Regions from separate parts of the Homo sapiens genome. Here region 2 is linked to region 1. Evidence: chromatin contacts called from ENCODE Hi-C or POLR2A ChIA-PET data. All regions are on one chromosome and are shown on one strand. Each heading gives the region's core, a stretch centred on a gene start or an enhancer-like site at or near the end of the contact. The rest is flanking DNA. Distances are from core to core; before and after follow the strand shown. Region 1 overlaps SUSD4 (sushi domain containing 4). Region 2 has its middle 36 kb from the start of CCDC185.

What was found. A loop is a pair of places that touch in the nucleus more often than their neighbours do. ChIA-PET counts read pairs that join two places held with the same protein, here RNA polymerase II (POLR2A). Pooled maps may share reads with other maps.
Region 2: a map of mammary epithelial cell shows a loop between it and region 1 (2.0-fold over the local background). The contact joins two enhancer-like sites. A Hi-C loop is called at or near these places in 2 of 168 maps with a recorded cell type or tissue (IMR-90 and mammary epithelial cell) and 1 of 50 pooled maps. POLR2A ChIA-PET finds 5 or more read pairs at or near these places in 1 of 52 experiments (AG04450).

Annotation. Positions count from the first base shown.
Region 1 is chr1:223,232,152-223,234,897 of GRCh38, forward strand. The region is part of intron 5 of SUSD4 (sushi domain containing 4); the gene reads right to left. Among named protein-coding and RNA genes, the nearest start is that of TLR5, 90 kb to the left of the region's middle. Within about 2 kb of position 1,325, at least 10 of the 41 ENCODE cell types and tissues checked have a DNase peak (open chromatin) inside an H3K27ac peak, as active enhancers do.
Region 2 is chr1:223,428,213-223,430,958 of GRCh38, forward strand. No RefSeq gene overlaps it. Among named protein-coding and RNA genes, the nearest start is that of CCDC185, 36 kb to the left of the region's middle. Within about 2 kb of position 1,344, at least 5 of the 41 ENCODE cell types and tissues checked have a DNase peak (open chromatin) inside an H3K27ac peak, as active enhancers do.

The sequences.
Region 1 (2,746 bases), core at 75-2,574:
TTACCAGGGTTGGGGAGGTAGAGGGAATCAGAAGATGTAGGTCAAAGGGTAAAAGGGTGCAGTTCCATAGGACGAAGCCCAGAGCTCTGATGTATAGTATCCAGACTCCAGTTAATAATACTGTATTATACACTGGAAATTCACTAAGAGAGTAGATTTCAGGAAATGGATTATGTTAACTTACTTGACTGTAATAGTCATTTCACTGTGTAGATGTATCTCAAAACATCATGTTGTACACCTTAAATATCTAACATTTTTATGAAAGAGAAAAAGAGGTACACAGAGCAGGAAGGCACTTCTCCTCAAAGGCTCTCTAAACAAGCCCCTGAGGGCCACTGTAGGATTAGAAAATTACCAAAACTCTTTTCAAAGCACAGAAAATGTCATGAAAGAGCCCACATAAATGTATGCAAGTTTGTTATCAGCAGCATTTTTTTCTCACTGGGCCTGAAAGATGAACGACTGTTCAAATCATTGCATTCACCCCGAGGCAAATGGTCCCATGGTGTGCTCAAGAATTTCTGTACCATACAGATCAACCATTTAATCAATCATTTAATGAGCAAAGGCAGGCAGCACGGAGTGGCATATAGGGCCGTGGGCTGTGGAGTTACCCAAATTTGTGTTCAAACCTCAGCTCTACCACTGATGAGCTTCAGGGTGTTAGGCAGCTTGTTTGACTTCTCAGGGTCTTAGCTTTCCCATCTGTCTAATGAGTGAAACAATTCCCAACTCCTCCAGTTGTTGAGAGGATTTGAAGATGTATGAAAACTGCATAACACAAAGGTCAGGGACACAGTAGGCACTTAATAAATAATAGCTATTAGTATCACTGGTGTCCAAACTTGCTGGGGTTCCCATGCTGCCCTTCCCGTACTGGGGCACTACCAGGCTCCTTATGCAATTAGGATACCTGGGATTGCACCAGGGAAGCCCCAAACATTCAGAGAATGTGAACACATCTCATCACCACATTTTCTCAGAGGCCAGATAAAAACCATCCATTGTAGAGGCCTTAACTCTGAGACTGTCATAATCGGCTGGTAATGGAGATGCATTTTCCCCTTAAGTAGAAACAATTATCTTCACACCTTGTAGTGTTTGTAATGATTGCACCTGGCAGACCATTAGCTTTGCTGTAAAGGAAACCCCATGTGGTGTGGTGAGGGTAGGGGGTGGGAGCGTTTCTTTTAACTTGGAAGGAAACAACAACAAAAGTATTATTAATTATAAACTTAGGGAGGCTTATTTAAAAATCCCAATATAAAAATACCCATGGCTTAGGGGACTTCCACCTCTCACCCAACACTGCCTCTCACTATGAGGCTCGACTGAGTACTGCTACTGTCTCCTCTCTACACCTTCCCTAACAGACAGACAGTTCCACACAGACAGACAGACAGACGGATGGACACACTCCCACACCCAGAGGCCTCAGACACATGGCAAACAGCCCCATGAACAACGGCCACATGGTTGGCGTTTGAAATAACCTGTGTGTTCCTAGAAATTCCGGTGAGTAAAAGTGGACCGGGCTATGGCACTTTTTTCTGTTCTTATCTTAGAACTCCTTTAGGCTCAGCCTGTGACTCATATCCCGTCAGTTGCTAGTTCTAAGGGAAACACACCCAGGGAAAACCTGTGGGTGGCATGAACAAAGATCCTTCTGCAACTCCATTTTTCTTAATGTTTCTTACTTTAGACATTATTAGCAACAGGGCTTTTGTGAGGCTTGGGAGTCTGGACATTCAGTGGTTATAGGCAGAATCCAAGAAAGGCTCTGCTGACACTCAGCCAGAAACGGATGATTCCTGTCCCCGAGGTGTGAAGTCTCTGTTCCTTGTTTCATGACAGAGGGTTACGGCTCTTTTCAGACTAGCTGGAAAATTCCTACCTACCCAAAAGGCAGCAGAGTCCAGTTTTTACCATACTTAGTCTCTTGTGGAACTTCCCAGAGGTGGGCTACATGTGGGGAGGCGGGACCAAAGGATAGGGTGCTGAGGCATGGGACCTGAAGTCTTCCCTGTGTTGGCCAAGAATGGCCTGAGCTGGGCTGGATGGGGCTGCTATAAGACTGCAATTTCCCCAAATAAGCCTTCCCTCATTTTCCAGCCTCCTTTCAATTTAGTGTCTTTTCCTCACCCTCCCTCTGGCTATTTCCTCCTATGCAGATTTAATTCCAACACAAACACCAGCCTCTTTGGGAAGCCTTCCCTGAGTGCACAGGCAGTGATCTTGGAGTTCCTGGGCACTTTGTGCATTTTACATGCCTAATACTTGTACAGATTCATAAACTCTTTGAGAGCAGGGGCCGTGTCTCTAGAGTTTTTCTAACTCCTGTAGCATCCAGCATGATTCTTGATAAACATTTGCTATTTGAGTGAATGGAAATGTCAAAGTTTTCACAATAAACCAGAGGTGGTTCCCTGTCCACTTCTCTCCTGTTGGCAATGAGCTGCAATATTCATGCTGTGTCTGGTCTCATTTTTCAGTGGGGGAAAAAAGGTGAGACATGATAATAGTTTTATCATAGCCTCATGGCTTCACCCGACGGACACCACACACCAGGATTTGTGTCCATTTTAGGGATGTCTTAGTGACGTGAAATAGAGCTTTGCCAGTCCCACCTCTGAGATACACACTAAAATAAAGAGGCCAACGTTTCTAACACCTTCAAAACAATGCCAGTTGGTTCTTCCCTTGATGCACTAACAGGTGTGCAGATCATGGTGAAATACAGTAT
Region 2 (2,746 bases), core at 94-2,593, 200 kb after region 1:
AAAGGCCTGGGCAACTCCTAAGCTTTCCTTAAGACCCGAAGCCAATGCCAGCACATTACTTTTCAAAGTATTCTCTCCCTTTCCTGAGCAATTTGTCAATTTCTGTCTATGCTTCCAAGAAACTTTACCTGTATTTATTCCATTGCATTGTTGTCTCCCCTACCAGGCTATGGTTGTGTCTTAGCTGTTTTGTGTTGCTGTAACAGAATACCAGAGACTGGGTAATTTATAAGCAATAGAAGTTGATTTGGCTTATGATTCTGGAGGCTGGGAAGTCCAAGAGCATGTGACAGCATCCCGTGAGGACCTTTGTGTTTCATCATCCCATGGCAGAAGGTGAAAGGGCAAGACAGTGTGAGAGCAAGGGAGCAGGAGGGGGCTGAACTTGCTCTTATAATAAGCCCAGTCTCTTGATAACTAACCCACTCCATCAATAACAACATTCATCCATTCATGAGGGCATAGCCCTTATGACCTAATCATCTCTTATTAAGCCCCACCTCCCAACACTGTTGTATTGAGGATTAAGTTCCCAACACATGAACATTGGGAGATACATTCAAACCATAGCAAGTTCCATCACCCCTCCCCAACAAACCTTTTTCTAGCAGGTGCAAACAAATTACAAAACTGGTGAATTAGAGCTGCCAACAAACTGCAAAAATGATGGATTTGAGTTTCTCCTTACCCTTAGTTCCATAAGGCAGAAGAGATAAGGAACAAGGTGAAATACCAAATGCAGGCAGCAAAGGAAAATAAGTGAAGAGCCTTCATCATCTGCTAGTTAAGCCCTGAATTTAGAACCATAGCTTCCAGGAGCTGGAAGGGATATTAAGGGATATTGGAGATCACCTAATACAATGCATTTGCTTGGTCCTGGGATGAAATGTTTTATGCAAACCTCTGGAATGGACATGATTGGTTGGAAGCAGAGAAGGTTCTCAGCAGTCCTGAGAGGTGCTTAAAGTGAGTTTTCAAATGCCCATTTATATCCTCCCAATGACCCCCAATAGCTGGACCCCCTTATATTACTCCAAGATTGGACGGCAGGCTGATGGGAAAAAGGGGTCCTTGCAGAGCCCCACAGCTCATACCAGCAAGTGCTACAAACAGTCCCTGGGAGACGTGATTTACTCTGGGCCTTTGCTGGGAGGGAGGGAGGAGAACAGCTGTAAATGCCACTGTCCCAGAGATGATGGATCCCAGAAAGTGGGACAGAGTTGGTCTTTCTCCAAAGGACACCTCTCTGTAAGCAGAAATGGGCTGAGAGAGGGTAGCTGGTGGTGCCAAGGCCTCTGGTGCATTCTGGTGGTAGGTGGGTGGACAGACCATTCTGGAAATGGCTTGTCATAGCCCGCTCTTGACTCATCCAAATGGGCCTGAAATTGCCAGGGCTGTGACTGTGCTTTGCATGAGCTTGCCCTCTGCAGCCCAAAATATCCTTCTCTGATTCTGTGCCATGAGTTGATTAACAGTCTCTCTTGGAATAATTCCCAGGCTGCCTCAATCCTTTTCAGAATCTATTTTCTCACTTTACATGGGGCACCTTTTAAATGTGGACAGGGTAATATAAAATAGTGCCAATGCTGGATTCTCAGAAAACAGCTAGGTATTAGATCTGTACTTATTAAGCCCTCACATAGAAATAGGAAGACATTTGCCTTTAATTTATACTTCATCAATCCAAAAATTATCCAGAACCTAGCATGTGCTCAGAACTAAGCATTTTGGAGGAGAAAGTATAACATGTATAGCATGACACGATCCTGGCCCTTCACAGATTTATTAACTTCCTTGAAATGACTAATATATGTGAAACAATGAGGAAAAAAAAATCAATGCTCTGGTATGTGGACTCTTTGTGCATAACTTATGGGCTGCCATCCACCCCTGAGAGGGACTTCCTTTCTATGGGATAGGGCTCCCCTGGAATATTTTTGCAGGTTAACTAGGCACTGTTCTTCCAAACATGGCATTCCTTCCAAATGCTCTAACATATTCTTATGTGAATAAATTTCATCCGCAAGTGACACTCCATAATCCTTAGTGCAAACACCAAGTATGGACACTGTATATAAACTCTGAGGACTGGGAGAACATCTCAGTGACAGCTTATAACTTGGCCCTGGAAAGTCAAGATGCCAGTGCCCCCACCAGTTGCCAGCTTGGGCCACTTTCCCTCTTTCCTTCAAGACTTCCCAGTGTGCTGGCTCTGGGCCTCTCCAAACAACCGTGTGTTGTGGCTTCAGCAGGCATGATTGCCACTTGTTTTCCTGGAGCTGGATCTTGCAAACTTCACACCCTTGTCCTCTGTGTTACAGAGAATGGCCTTTGTGTTTGTCTATCTGAGCTGTCATCTCTTTGCAATGGCCACATGCCATTTTCCTCTTCCTCTCTTTTTGCTTGAATCACAAGTTTTAGGGGAAAAAAATTAGAAGCAATTCATCTCTGAGAAATTCTACACTTGGCTAGTTTCTGCCCCATGTGATGGGATCAAGCCAAGTCACCATGTTTGTCCAAAATATTACAAGTGCAAAGGAACCCAAAGGAGGGAGAAGTCAGTGTGGAATGAAATGGGCTGAGAGGGAGGCATGGAGGAGGCATGAATGCTAAGGGAAGGAAGGAGGACCCCAGCAGGGTGAGGAACTGACGCAGACCTACGCAGGCTAGGTGGGGCCAGCTGAGGGTGACACACTGGGCCAGAGGGGATGGGGTGATGAGAGGAGGTGAATAAAGTCCATTCAGC